2 separate regions of the Homo sapiens genome follow, and region 1 is linked to region 2. The links are chromatin loops, found by intact Hi-C in ENCODE. Cell type or tissue: B cell. All regions are shown on one strand. Links, peaks and the distances in the headings refer to the core of each region. The heading gives the core; the rest is flanking DNA.

Region 1 (10,676 bases), core at 1-2,500, 52 kb before region 2:
ATTACATAGTTTGTTTTTAGAAACTATCTAGTTGATGAGTTTCTATTCCTCATAATGCATAGAAAAAGCAGCAAAAATTCCTCCTTCACAAAAGATATGACAATTGCACATGCTATTTTAAGTGAGTATCTACTATATTACAGTTATTTCATTTGCATGCAGCTGCATGACCTAGTGTTGAACTCTAAATTATTCAAATTGAAAACAAATTATTCAATGTACTGTTATTACTGTAATCAAGATATTCTGAGTGGTCATTTTATAAAATTTTGTTTTCCTTTTGAAGCATGGATTTTTCAAATCTACTGTCGTATTTCCCACTTGTCTGTATCAGTTATTCCCATAAAACATGGCTATTTCTCTTAGATATAGAGACCAATAATTTAGACTCTTAATATTGTATATTGATAGCTAACCAAGAAAACTCTTAGTTTCTATTGGCTTATATTTATGCAAGCCATCCTGTCATTATGAAACATATTTGGGTGTGCCTTACTTTTGGCAAATGTTGACTTTGTAGTGAATTGAGTTTCACATAAAAGAGAGCCACCTTGTAGTCATACACTTTGAGGCATATATTAATACTGAGAAGTAAGACAAGTGTTAATGTGTACTGAAATTTGAAATATTCTCTTGAGCTCCATAAATGATTACTTGACAAAAAGACATGACTGGATATTCCTTGTCCCCTTTCAGTGTAATCTGTTACAGAATACCGAAGTATATAGTCCTTTCAAAAACTTCTTCAAGCTTTTTTTTCTTTTTTTTTTCTTTTTTTTTTTTTTTTTTGAGAGGGAGTCTCACTCTGTCGCCCAGGCTGGAGTGCAGTGGCACAATGTCAGCTCACTGCAACCTCCGCCTCCCGGATTCAAGTGATTTCTCCTGCCTCAGCCTCCCAAGTAGCTGGGACTACAGGCACGTGCCACCACGCCTGGCTAATTTTTTTGTATTTTTAGTAGAGATGGGGATTTCACCATGTTAGCCAGGATGGTGTCGATCTCCTGACCTCGTAATCCACCCGCCTCGGCCTCCAAAAGTGGTGGGATTACAGGCGTGAGCCACCACGCCTGGCTGCTTTTGATTTTTAAAAGGATTTATATTATCATAAAGCTATAAATTACAGATTTCTCAGATAGAGTTGGGGGTGGTCATTGTAGCATCTGTTGGGTATGTTTTGTAATTTCTTAGCAATAAGTACCCTCCTTGCCTGTCACATCTGACCAGCATAGATAATCAGTTATTCATCTCTTAACATTCTAGTATGCTTTCAGATTAGTGTCATGAGTTAATATTTTTGTAAGAGGAAATTTCTCTATTATAAATTTTATTTAAGCCTTATGATTTGTAGCAACACAAATGATATGTCTCAATACTGCCACTATAGATCAATCTGTGGGCTTAATACTGAAGTTTCACAACTAACTTGAGAACCAAGTATTGAAAGCTTGGGACCTAAGTTAGGACTTTATGGTAAAGAGAGTGGATATAATGTATATAGCGTTTTTTACCTCAATCTACTTTAAGCACAAGATTTCTGTTGCTTTTTCTTTAGATTACACAAAATGGATCATTTAAAAAATATTTAAACTAATACGAATATCTATGTTTATATACTTACTGGAATACAATCTTTAAATTTTATATTTATGAAGTTCTTCCTTTCCAAGAAAAATCTTCTGTATCAATTAGCTTATACAATTATAATGTGTCTTTAGAAATATGCACTTAAGACTTTTATCTTCATTTACTATTATTTTCAAGTCTCCAGGGAAGGAACATAGGTATCTGCATGTTTCAAAAGTCCCATAGATGATTCTGAGAACCACTGTGTTAGATCATTCATAAACTCATGTCAGAGTCTACCATTTAGAGCTCTTGTTATGACCATCTGTTAAAAAATATTTTAAAGATTGTGTTACCTCTCGCTTTTTATTGAATTTTGCATTTTACAGTCTTTGTTTTTCTTAATGAGTAACTAGATCTTTTCTGCTTTTTTGATATGCTGCCTTTGTAATACAGCTTTGAAGACTTAAGTCGGTAATGTTATTCTTTGCTCTCTCTGCTTTCTGTCTTTTTAAATAACTGTCAGTGATAAATTGAAATATGCCTGCAATTTCATATACACATTCTTTTTTTGGCAGTGGCTATTTTGCTTCATGATAATCATGCTGATTTCTTCTGTTTTAGATATTACAAGAAGACACAATGCATTCTCCCTGGATGAGCAACACATTACATGTATTTTGTGCAATTAGTGGTACATCAAGTGACCGAGGTTATGGTTCCCCAAGATACGCTGAAGTGTGAGGAAATGCAGATGTACGTGACAATGAGACTGACCTTTCTCAGGAATATTTGGAGCTGTGCAAATGTTAAAATTTAAAGATTTGATATACATGGAGTGTTTCTTCTCGACACCAAAATTTTCATGTGTTCCAACAGGGTGCTTACATATTTGTAAATAAGCAACTTGAAAGTGCCTGGAAAATTGCACCACTGTGCTTGGTTTGTACTTTTTTAGGTAAATCTATATGCTGAAAAGTAGAGCTCAAAAACAGTAGTTCAATTTGCTTAATTATTGCTTAAAATAATGGTACTATGTAAAATTGTATAATGGAATACAATAAAAGGTAAAACTTATTTGTAATTAGAAGTGAAAGAAATAATACTTTGAACTTAGCATTTTTCTTGACAAGAAGCTCAATTCATTATCATACTAATCCTTGGTAGGAGGAGAAGAAAATTGATAACATTTCCGTAATACACGGATATTTAAAATTGGGGAGATCATTTGAATCCTTGCCAATTAGTAGTCAAGGCTGGGCTAAAGGAACCAAAAGCATTATTTCACAGAAAATTTCAAAAGGAAAGGATATATTTACAAATATACGAAGCTTAGGCTGGACACGGTGGCTCATGCCTGTAATCCCAACACTTTGGGAGGCTGAGGCAGGCGGATCATGAGGTCAGGAGTTCAAGACCAGCCTGACCAACATGGTGAAACCCCATCTCTACTAAAAATACAAAAATTAGCTGGTCATGGTGGTGCATGCCTGTAATCCCAGCTACTGAGGAGGTTGAGGCAGGAGAATCGCTTGAACCCAGGAGGTGGAGGTTGCAGTGAGCTGAGATCACGCCACTGCACTCCAGTCTGGGCGACAGTGAGACTCTGTATATATAACATATATATAATAGTAAGCTTGAGATACCATATATATATGTTATGATCTGATGACGCTAGGTAATCTAGTAGGTCTCCCTTCTACATACAAGACATCTAAGGGATTTATACAGGGCAAGCAGCATTTGTTGCCAAAGCTTTATCATCTGGGGCCATCTACAAAGATAAAACATTTCTGAGATTGCAGTCAGTACATCCCACAGAACTTCAAAGCTTTTACAGCAATCTGAGGTAGGAGTTTTGTAATGATTATTTTCTTCAGTTACAAGATTAATAAACATTTTGATTAGAACTTAATGGTTGCAGCATGTCTTGGGTCAATGTAGAAAACCACCACAGATTTGGCAAACTAGCTTGGGATTATATTTCTGTCTATGAAGAAATCTCAGATTGCCTAAATAATTCAGGAGAAACCAAGATGTGAATGACATTTTTTAGCTTGAATTATCCAAATCATTTTGGCTGCCTTCTATGGGAACTCGGGTTCTAGACTTCCTTTTTTTTTTTTTTTTGAGATGGAGTCTCGTTCTGTCGCCCAGGCTGGCGTACAATGGCGCGATCTTGGCTCACTGCAACCTCTGCCTCCCTGGTTCACGCCATTCTCCTGCCTCAGCCTCCCGAGTAGTTGAGACTACAGGCGCCTGCCACCACGCCCGGCTAATTTTTTGTATTTTTTTTTTAGTAGAGACGGGGTTTCACTGTGTTAGCCAGGATGGTCTCGATCTCCTGACATCGTGATCTGCCAAAAGTGCTGGGATTACAGGCATGAGCCACTTTGCCCAGCCTACACTTATTTTCCTTATGTGGTTTAGCCTCTTTTACAGATGAAAAAACAGTCACTAAAATATAAATGGATTGCACGGGGCCTTGGCTTTTTGAGCACTTTGTGATCAAGTAAATCCTAGAGATTATGCTCCTGGCCTGACCATTTTTATTTTTATTTTTTGGGGGGTACCATTTTTTCTTTTTTGAGACAAAGTCTTGCTCTGTCACCCAGGCTGGAGTGCAGTGGCGCCATCTTGGCTCACTGCAACCTCCATCTCCCGGGTTCAAATGATTCTCCTGCCTCAACCTCCTGAGTAGCTGGGATTACAGGCAGGTGCCACCACGCCCAGCTAATTTTTGTATTTTTAGTAGAGACGGGGTTTCACCATGCTGCTCAGGCTGGTCTCGAACTCCTGACCTTGTGATCCACCCGCCTCAGCCTCCCAAAGTACTGGGATTACAGGCGTGAGCCACCGCGTCCAGCCCATTTTTTCTTTATATGTCATTTTTAAGCTTTCAGGAGAGCATGAACTTATTTATTAAAAGTTAATTTTGTATTTTAATAGGGGACTTTTACAAGTATTTCCAAGGCAGTTTGTAATTCCTTAATATCTTAGAGTAACCTGTAGAGTTAGTTTCACCTTTAAAGTGATTATATTTGATATGTATGTGTGAGGAATCATCACCTCTAGTAAATGCTGCATTCTGAGAGTTTGGCATCTTGAGGAGACTCCAGCACTCTTCTGTCTGTAACTAGTCCCTGTCAAAGCCCCTAGCACAGCAATATGCACTGTGGGTAGATTTTTTAATGTAATAAATGGCCCCTATTGCCAAGGATCTCGCAGTCTAGTTGAGAAAGCAAGACGCACAAAATTAAATAGTACAAGAATTAACAATGTAAGACAGGAGAAGTCATATGTGAGTATTGCCAAATGAACGACAGCATTCATAACTCAAATCACATTCAAAGAAAGAGATCACTGTGAATTGTAAATGTTCAGGGAGGGTTTAGTGAAGAAAAGTTAAGCTTTGAACAGGCTTCCAAAAATGGAGAGGGGTATTCTAGGCAGGAGGAACACCATAAGCAAAGGTGCAAAAAGAATTTGTGGAGGTTCAGGGGATAGTAAGGAGACCAGTTTTGTCCAAGAGGTGGTAGATGATAAATCTAGAAAATACAGGCTGGGCGTGGTGGCTCATGCCTGTAATCCCAGCACTTTGGGAGGCTGAGACAGGCAGATCACTTGAGCCCAGGAGTTCAAGACCAGCTTGGCCAACATGGTAAAACACTGTCTCTAATAAAAATACAAAAAAAAGTTAGCCAGGCATGGTGGTACACACCTGTAATCCCAGCTACTTGGGAGGCTGAGGCACAAGAATCGCTTGAACCCGGGAGGTGGAGGTTGTAGTGAGCCTAGATCATGCCATTGCACTCCAGCCTGGGTGGCAGAGTGAGATTCTGTCAACAACAACAACAACAACAACAACAAAAAGAAAGAAAAAAGAAATAAAATACATTCGGACTGAGATTTTGGAAGGCGCTGAATACCAGGCTAATGGTATTTGGAGTTTACTCAATAGGCATGAGAGAGCTAGCCAAGGTTTTTAAACAGATTACTTAATTAAATGTTATTTTTAGAAATTTAATCTTTTATATTGCTGCCAGATGTATTTGAGGTAGAGAGACATGGAAATTAGGAAACCAGTTACATAGATATTGCAATAAACTAAATTCAATAAACCTCTAGATGTGAGTGATATGACAAGAATGGAGAAGAAAGGACGAGTCCCAGAGACATATATGGAAGGACTAGGTAAGACTCATTGGATGGCCAAGGGAAAAAAAAAAAGAAATGTGAAAGATAATTTTGTGTCCTGTGGCCAGGGAGTTTGCCATGTCATGGCACAAGCTCACTAGATTTATTTTTCCAACTCTCAGACTAAAGGTAGCAAGCTGTAGAGAACAAGGTGGGCTCGAACAGAGAAAGCTAGGTAAATCTGTTTTTTAAACACTACATGTATTAGGCATTAAAGTGTATATAGTTTAATGATTTCTTGAAGTGATTTGTCCTCTACAAATTAATTAACACCAAAGAATACATTTCTCCTATACTGATTGTTTTGCAGTTAAGCTTGAGTCCAATTTCCCCTAGAAGTTGTTGTTTTGATAGTCTTTGGACATACTGTGAAATGTGATTAAGTCACCCTTGGTAGTGTTAGTTTATCACTACGGTGAAAAACCATAGAGAAAATAAGAAATTCCATGGAAATTTTCCTAGTAACCAGTTGTCACCACTGGCATCATGTATATAGATGGGATTGTTATTGTTACCGTATTTATATGATTTGGCTGCCTATCAAAATATTATATATTTTCAAAAGTGAAACAGAAAGCAGCAGTGGTAGTAATGTCCTTGGAACCTTGACCAACAACACATCATCCTAGAACTAGAGATGACTCTAATTAAGAAACTAGATAAGTCATGATAATAAGAACGCACATTTTTAAAAAACTATTTCGTATCTTTTTTTCTTCTAACTTTTAGGTTCAGGGGGTACATGTGCAGGTTTGTTCCATGAGATATTAGCTTTCTCTGAGATGAAGAACCTGAGTGATATAATGGATTAATAGGAATTTCCAAACTCTTCAAAACATTGATAATTAGACATATGTCTTGGGCTTCTGATCTCCAAAATGTTGGGCTACCTTTAGTCTCAGTCTTGTTCTAACAGTACACTAGTTCAGCTATCAAAAGACAAGGAGAGGAAAGGAGTAAAAGTTGGTTGTGGGTGGGGAGTGGGTTTGTGTAACAAGGCTATACCCCTGTCTTGGGAGTTGGTGAGTAAGAGTGCTTTATTTATCTTTTTTTTTTTTTTCTAAGCACTTAATGGTCACTGTCTAAAAACAGTGTATCTATGTTTGTTCATCTCCTAATGGGAGTCGTGGCTAAGTTCTAAGATTTTGCCTCTGTGCATAGCATTTTAAAACTTTTCCAATGTTCTTTTTTTTTGCTTTGTTTTTCCTTTTTATTGAGATATAATTCACATACCATACAATTTACCCATTTAAAGTACACAATTCAGTGTTTTTTAAAATTACATCCACAGAGTTGTGCAAGTATCACTACAATTTAAAACATGTTTATCACCTGAAAGAGACCCCATACTCATTAGCAGTCACTCCTACCGGTCATCATCCTCCAGCCCCTGGCAACCACTAATCTACTTTTTGTCCCTACAAGGTTTACCTGTTCTGGACATTTCATATAAATGCAGTCATACAATATGTGGCCTTTTGTGTCCAGCTTCTTTGACATAGCATATTTCCAAAGTTCATCGATGTTGTAGAATGTATCAGTACTTCATTCCTTTTTATGGCTAAATAATAATCCATTATATAGATACACCATATTTTATCTTCTCATCAGTTGATGGACATTTGGGTTATTTCCACTTTTTGGCTACTGTGAATAATGTTGCTGTGAACACTCACAAGTTTTTGTGTGGACATGTTTTTAGTTCTCTTGGGCATGTACACAGAAGTGGAATGACTGGTTCATATGGTAACTCCATGTTTAACCTTTTGAAGAATTGCCAGACTGATTTCCACGGCAGCTGCACCACTTTATATTACCACCAGCAATGTATGAGGGTCCCAGTTTCTCAATATTCTTGACAACACTTGTTATTATCTGCCTCTTTGATTATTGCCATCCTAGCAAGTGTGTAGTATCTCTTTGTGGTTTTCATTTGAATTTCCCTGATGTCTAATGATGTTGAGAATTCTTTCATGTGGTTACTGGCCATTTTTGTATCTTCCTCAGAGAAATATCTCTTTTAAGTCCTTAGACCATTTGCTTTTTTGAGACAGGGTCTTGCTGTGTTGCCCAGGCTGGAGTGCAGTGGTGCGATCTCAGCTCACTGCAACCTTCCCATCCCGGGCTCAAGCGATCCTCCCTTTTCAGCTTCCCAAGTAGCTGGGACTACAGATGAACACCACCACACCTGGCTAATTTCTGTAGAATTGGGGTTTCGCCATGTTTCCCAGGCTGGTCCCGAATTCCTGGCCTCAAGCAATCCACCCACCTTGGCCTCCCAAAGTGCTGGGATTACAGGTATAAGTCACCGTTCCCAGCCCCTTAGCCCATTTTTAAATCAGGTTGCTTTACTATTATTACTATTATTGTTGAGTTGCAGGGTTCTTTATTCGAGATGCAAGTATATGATTTAAACATATTTCTCCTGTTCTGTGTGTTGCCTTTTCACTTTCATGATGGTGTTCTTTGAAGCATTCAAGTTTTTAAAAATTTTGATGCAGTCCAATTTATATTTTCTTTTGTTGCCTGTGCTTTGGCATTGTATCTAAGAAGACCTTGCGTAATCCAATTTCACAGAAATTTACACCTATGTTTTCTCTTAAGAGTTTTATAATCTTAACTCTTACTTTTGGTCTTTGGTCCATTTTGAGCTAATTTTGTATATGGTGTGTTGTAGGGATTCAGATTCATTCTTTTGCATGTGGATAACCAGTTTTCCCTGCACCATTTGTTGAAAAGAATCTTTCCCCCATCCAATTGCCTTGGCACCCTTATAAAAAATCAATTGACCAAAAATATGTGGGTTTATTCTGGACTCTTAGTTCTATTCTATTGACCTCTGTATCTGTCCTTACGCTAGTGCCACAAAGTCTTAATTACTATAGCTTTGTAGTAAGATTTTGAAATTTGGAAGTGTGAGTCCTCCAACTTTATTCTTTTTCAAAATTGTTTTGTATATTCTAGGCCCCTCGCATTTCCATTTTTATTTTATTTTATCTTATTTTTTTGAGACGGAGTCTCACTCTGTCCTCCAGGCTGGAGTATAGTTGCACGATCTCGGGTCACTGCAACCTCCACCTCTTGGGTTCAAGTGATTCTCCTGCCTCAGCCTCCTGAGTAGCTGGGATTACAGGAACATGCCACCATGCCTGGTTAATTTTTGTATTTTTGGTAGTGGTGGGATTTCACCATGTTGGCCAGGCTGGTCTCGAACTCTTGACCTCAAGTGATCCACCCTCCTCGGCCTCTCAAAGTACTAGGATTACAGGCATGAGCCACACGCCCAGGCCCATATTAATTTTAGCATCAGCTAGTCAATAGCTGTTTAAAAAAAAAAAAAAAAAAAAAAGGCAGGCTGGGCGCAGTGGCTCACGCCTGTAATCCCAGCACTTTGGGAGGCCGAGGTGGGTGGATCACGAGGTCAGGAGATGGAGACCATCCTGGCTAACAGGGGGAAACCTCGTCTCTACTAAAAATACAAAAAAAATTAGCCGGGCGTGGTGGCAGGTGCCTGTAGTCCCAGCTACTCGGGAGACTGAGGCAGGAAAATGGCGTGAAGGTGGGAGGCGGAGTTTACAGTGAGCCGAGATTGCACCACTGTACTCCAGCCTGGGCAACAAAGCAAGACTCCATCTCAAAAAAAAAAAAAAAAAAAAAAATGGCCGCTGGGATTTTGGCAGGATTTGCTGTGAATCTGTAATTCAATGTGCAGAGTATTGCCATCTCAATAATAATAAGTGTTCCAGCCCCCATGAAATAGGATGTTTTTCTATTTATTTAGATCATCTTTAATTTCTTTCAACAATGTTTTACAGTTTTCAGTATATAAGTCTTACACTTCTTTTGTTTATTCCTTATGCCCACAAGGAAGTTTATTCCTTAGTATTTTATCCTTTTTAATGCTATTGTAAATGGATTTGTTTTCTTTTCTTTTCTATTTATTTATTTATTTATTTATTTAGTGAGATGGAGTTTCGCTGCTGTGGCCCAAGCTGGAGTGCAATGGCGCGATCTTAGCTCACTGCAACCTCTGCCTCCCGGGTTCAAGCGATTCTCCTGCCTCAGCCTCCCAAGTAGCTGGGATTACAGGCCCATGGCACCACACCTGGCTAATTTTTTTGTATTTTTAGTAGAAACGGGGTTTCACCATGTTAGCCAGGCTGGTCTCAAACTCCTGACCTCACGTGATCCAGCTGCCTCAGCCTCCCAAAGTGCTGGGATTACAGGCATGAGCCACTGCGCCCGGCCTGATTTGTTTTCTTAATTTTATTTTTGGATTGTTCATTGCTAGTTTATAGAAATACAAATGGTCTTTGTATATTGATCTGATATCCCAAAATCTTGCTGAATTTCTGTATTAGCTTTAATCGTGTTTTTGGTGGCTTCTTTAGGTTTTTCTATACATAAGATCATATCATCTGCAGATATAGTTTTACTTCTTTTTAAATCTTGATGTCTTTTATTTTATTTTGTTACCTAGAACCTAGCTAGAACTTCCTGTATAATATTGAGTAGCAGAATTGCAGATAGCCTTGTCTTGTTCCTGATCTTTGGGAGAAAGCTTTCAGTCTTTCACCTTTCAGTATGGTGTTACCTGTGGGTTTTTTATGGATGCTTTTTATCTGGTTCAGGAAGTTTCCTCCAACATGTTTTGCATCTATTTTCTGATCCAATTCTCCTTATATATGTCATATAGGAATCAATTCTTCATGTGATCCTGTATCACATATAAGGAAATGGATGCATAAATGGTTAAGAAATGCACTCAAGACACGCAGGAAATTAGAGATGAGGTCACGGTATCCTGATTTATAGTCTATTGTTTTCAACTCTACTTTTTCCTTTGGTCTTCTGCTTCAACTTCTTGCAACTTTCTAGAGACTAAAAAGGGTTCATCTTTTCCACTTTTTCATTTA
Region 2 (2,500 bases), core at 1-2,500:
AAGGTTTGTCCGTTTTGTTGATCTTTTCAAGAAGCTTTTAGTTTCATTGATTTTCTCTATTTTTCTATTCCCTTTTTCTTTTATCTCTGGTCTAATCTTCATTATTTCCTTCCTTATGATAGCTTAAGATTAGTTTGTTCTTTTTCTAGTTACGCAAGTTGTAAAGTTAAGGTTGCTGATTTGAGATCTTTCTTGTTTCTTAATATGTGTTTATAGCTATAAATTTTTCCAATAGTACTGCTTTCGCTGCATCGTCTACATTTTAGATGTTTATATTTACGCCTTTCATCAAATTTGGGAAGTTGTCATCCATTATTTCTTTATTTTCTTTTTTTGAGACAGAGTCTCACTCTGTCACCCAGGCTGGAGTGCAGTAGCACGATCTCAGCTCACTGCAACCTCTGCCTCCCAGGTTCAAGCGATGCTCCTGCCTCAGCCACCCAAGTAGCTGGGATTACAGATGTGCACCACCACACTCAGCTAATTTTTGTATTTTTAGTAGAACTGGGGTATTGCCATGTTGGCTAGGCTTGTTTCGAACTCCTGGACCCAGGCAATCTGCCTGCCTTGGCCTCCCAAAGTGCTGGGATGAGCCACCACACCCGGCTCATTATTTTTTCAAGTATTCTTTCTTCCTCTTTCTCTCTCTTCTCCTGGAACCCCCATAATGCATACACTGGTCTGCTGATGGTGTACCACAGGTCTCTTAGACTCTGTTCACTTTTCTTCAATCTTTTTTTCTTTCTGTTCCTCGGACTCAATAATTTTTATTGCCCTAATTTCAAGTTTATTGATTCTTTCTTCTGCCTGCTCAAATCTACCTTTGATTCTTTTTAGTGAATTTTTCATTTCAGTTGTGCTTTTTCTGCTCCAGAGTTTCTTTTTGGTCTCTTTTTAGGTTTTCTATCTCTTTATTGGTATTTTCATTTTGCTTACATATCATTTTCTTGACTCTCTCCACATCTTCCTTTAGTTCTGTGAACATCTGAAGATATTTGTTTCAGAATCTTTCTTTAATATATTTGCCATCAGGTCTTTTTCAGGGACAGGTTTGCTGTTGTTTAACTTTTTTTCTTTGGGCCATAGTTTCCTGGTTTTTTTGTTTTGTTTTGTTTTGTCTGTCTTGTGATTCTTTGTTAGAAACTGGACATTTAAATCTGGTTTCTCTGGAAACCAGATTCCCCCTTCCCCCAGGATTTGCTGTTTTTTGTTATTGTTTTGTTTATTGTCTTTATTTTTTTGATTATTGTAGGCTGTCTGTGTGTTGAGCATCAACCTGAAGTGTAAACTTAGTCTTCTCAGGTTTTTTTCTGGGCTTTCCCTGAGCATGTGTGGTCACTTTCTGTTTTTCTCTGTATATATAGTTTTGTTTCATTTTGTTTTGTTTTGTTTTTGAGACCTAGTCTCGCTCTGTTGCCCAGGCTAGAGTGCAGTGGTGTGATCACAGCTCACTGTAACCTCGAATCCCTGGGCTCAAGTGATCCTCCCACTTCAGTCTCCTGAGGAGCTGGAACTACAGATTCATGCCACCACACCTAGCTAATTTAACCAAACAAACAAAAAAAATTGTTTTGGTGGAGATGGGATCTCGCAGTGTTGCCAGGGCTGATCTTTAACTGCTGGCCTCAAGTAATCCTCCTGCCTCGGCCTACCGAAGTGCTGGGATTATAGGTGTGAGTCACCATGCCCAGCCTCTGTAGTTGTTTAAGAATTTCTAATCTTTAATGCCTGGCTCCCAAAAGTGGAAAAGGAGAAAAATGAGGCGACAAGGGAAGAGCGCCATTCTTTTACATCTTCTGGAAATCACTTTAGCTAGATAGGGAGGGCTTGCAACAGTGGGGATAGGTGCAACCACAATGGCTGCCAGCCTCTTTGTCTGTACCTCTGTGATCAGAAGCAGCAATCAGTAATCAGAATACAAATCCCTGATATTTGGAGGACAGAGTACTTCTGCCCACATAGCCCACAAGCTGTGGGCAGAGGGCTCCAGGAACATGTGCACAGCCGCCTGCCATGGGGTTGGGGATGAAGGATGGGCAGCTACTACTATGTAAAAGCTGACATTGATTGAAATTTATGGCAATTTGTTGTTCAAGCCTTTCCTGGGAAATTGCAAGCCTTCAATGTAAGTGTTTCCTGATATAACTCTGCAGTCTTCCAAAATTGTTACATCAAACAGACTCTGCCACTACCATTGTTATCTAGGTGAGGAGATAGATGTCTGGTGCTTCCTACTCTTGCCTTATTCCCAGAATCCATGTGTGTGTGTTTTTAAAGTGTAGGAAGTAGAAAAATCAAAAGATATGGAGGAAACCAGAAGAGAAAAAGAAAAGGATAGCAGATAGCCCCAGGAAGCCCAAAATGCAAACCAGTTAGAAGATCTGACCAAAGGACACTTCAAAACAGATGGGAGAATATTAATCCCATTTGAAAGGTTGAATATAGGGCAGGCCATTGTTTTATTTCAAAACTGAGGTTAAAGTAGGTTTTAAATTACCTT

Evidence for each region. Peaks named below come from ENCODE experiments on the same cell type or tissue, not always from the same donor. Only the 100,000 strongest peaks of a DNase experiment are listed, where the experiment ranks them.
Region 1: it touches region 2 in a loop (2.2-fold over the local background); 3 of 110 quality-filtered maps call a loop at or near these places.

What each region holds. Positions count from the first base shown.
Region 1 is chrX:118,683,501-118,694,176 of GRCh38, forward strand. DOCK11 (dedicator of cytokinesis 11) reads left to right here. Exons shown (of 53, transcript NM_144658.4): 53 at 2,188-2,647. The coding sequence ends at 2,307. Among named protein-coding and RNA genes, the nearest start is that of IL13RA1, 39 kb to the right of the region's middle. In B cell, for the core only: no CTCF peak of the experiment used is centred there; no DNase peak of the experiment used is centred there.
Region 2 is chrX:118,735,231-118,737,730 of GRCh38, forward strand. The region is part of intron 1 of IL13RA1 (interleukin 13 receptor subunit alpha 1); the gene reads left to right. Among named protein-coding and RNA genes, the nearest start is that of IL13RA1, 8.9 kb to the left of the region's middle. In B cell, for the core only: no CTCF peak of the experiment used is centred there; a DNase peak (open chromatin) is centred at 1,371; H3K27ac peaks cover 1,199 bases.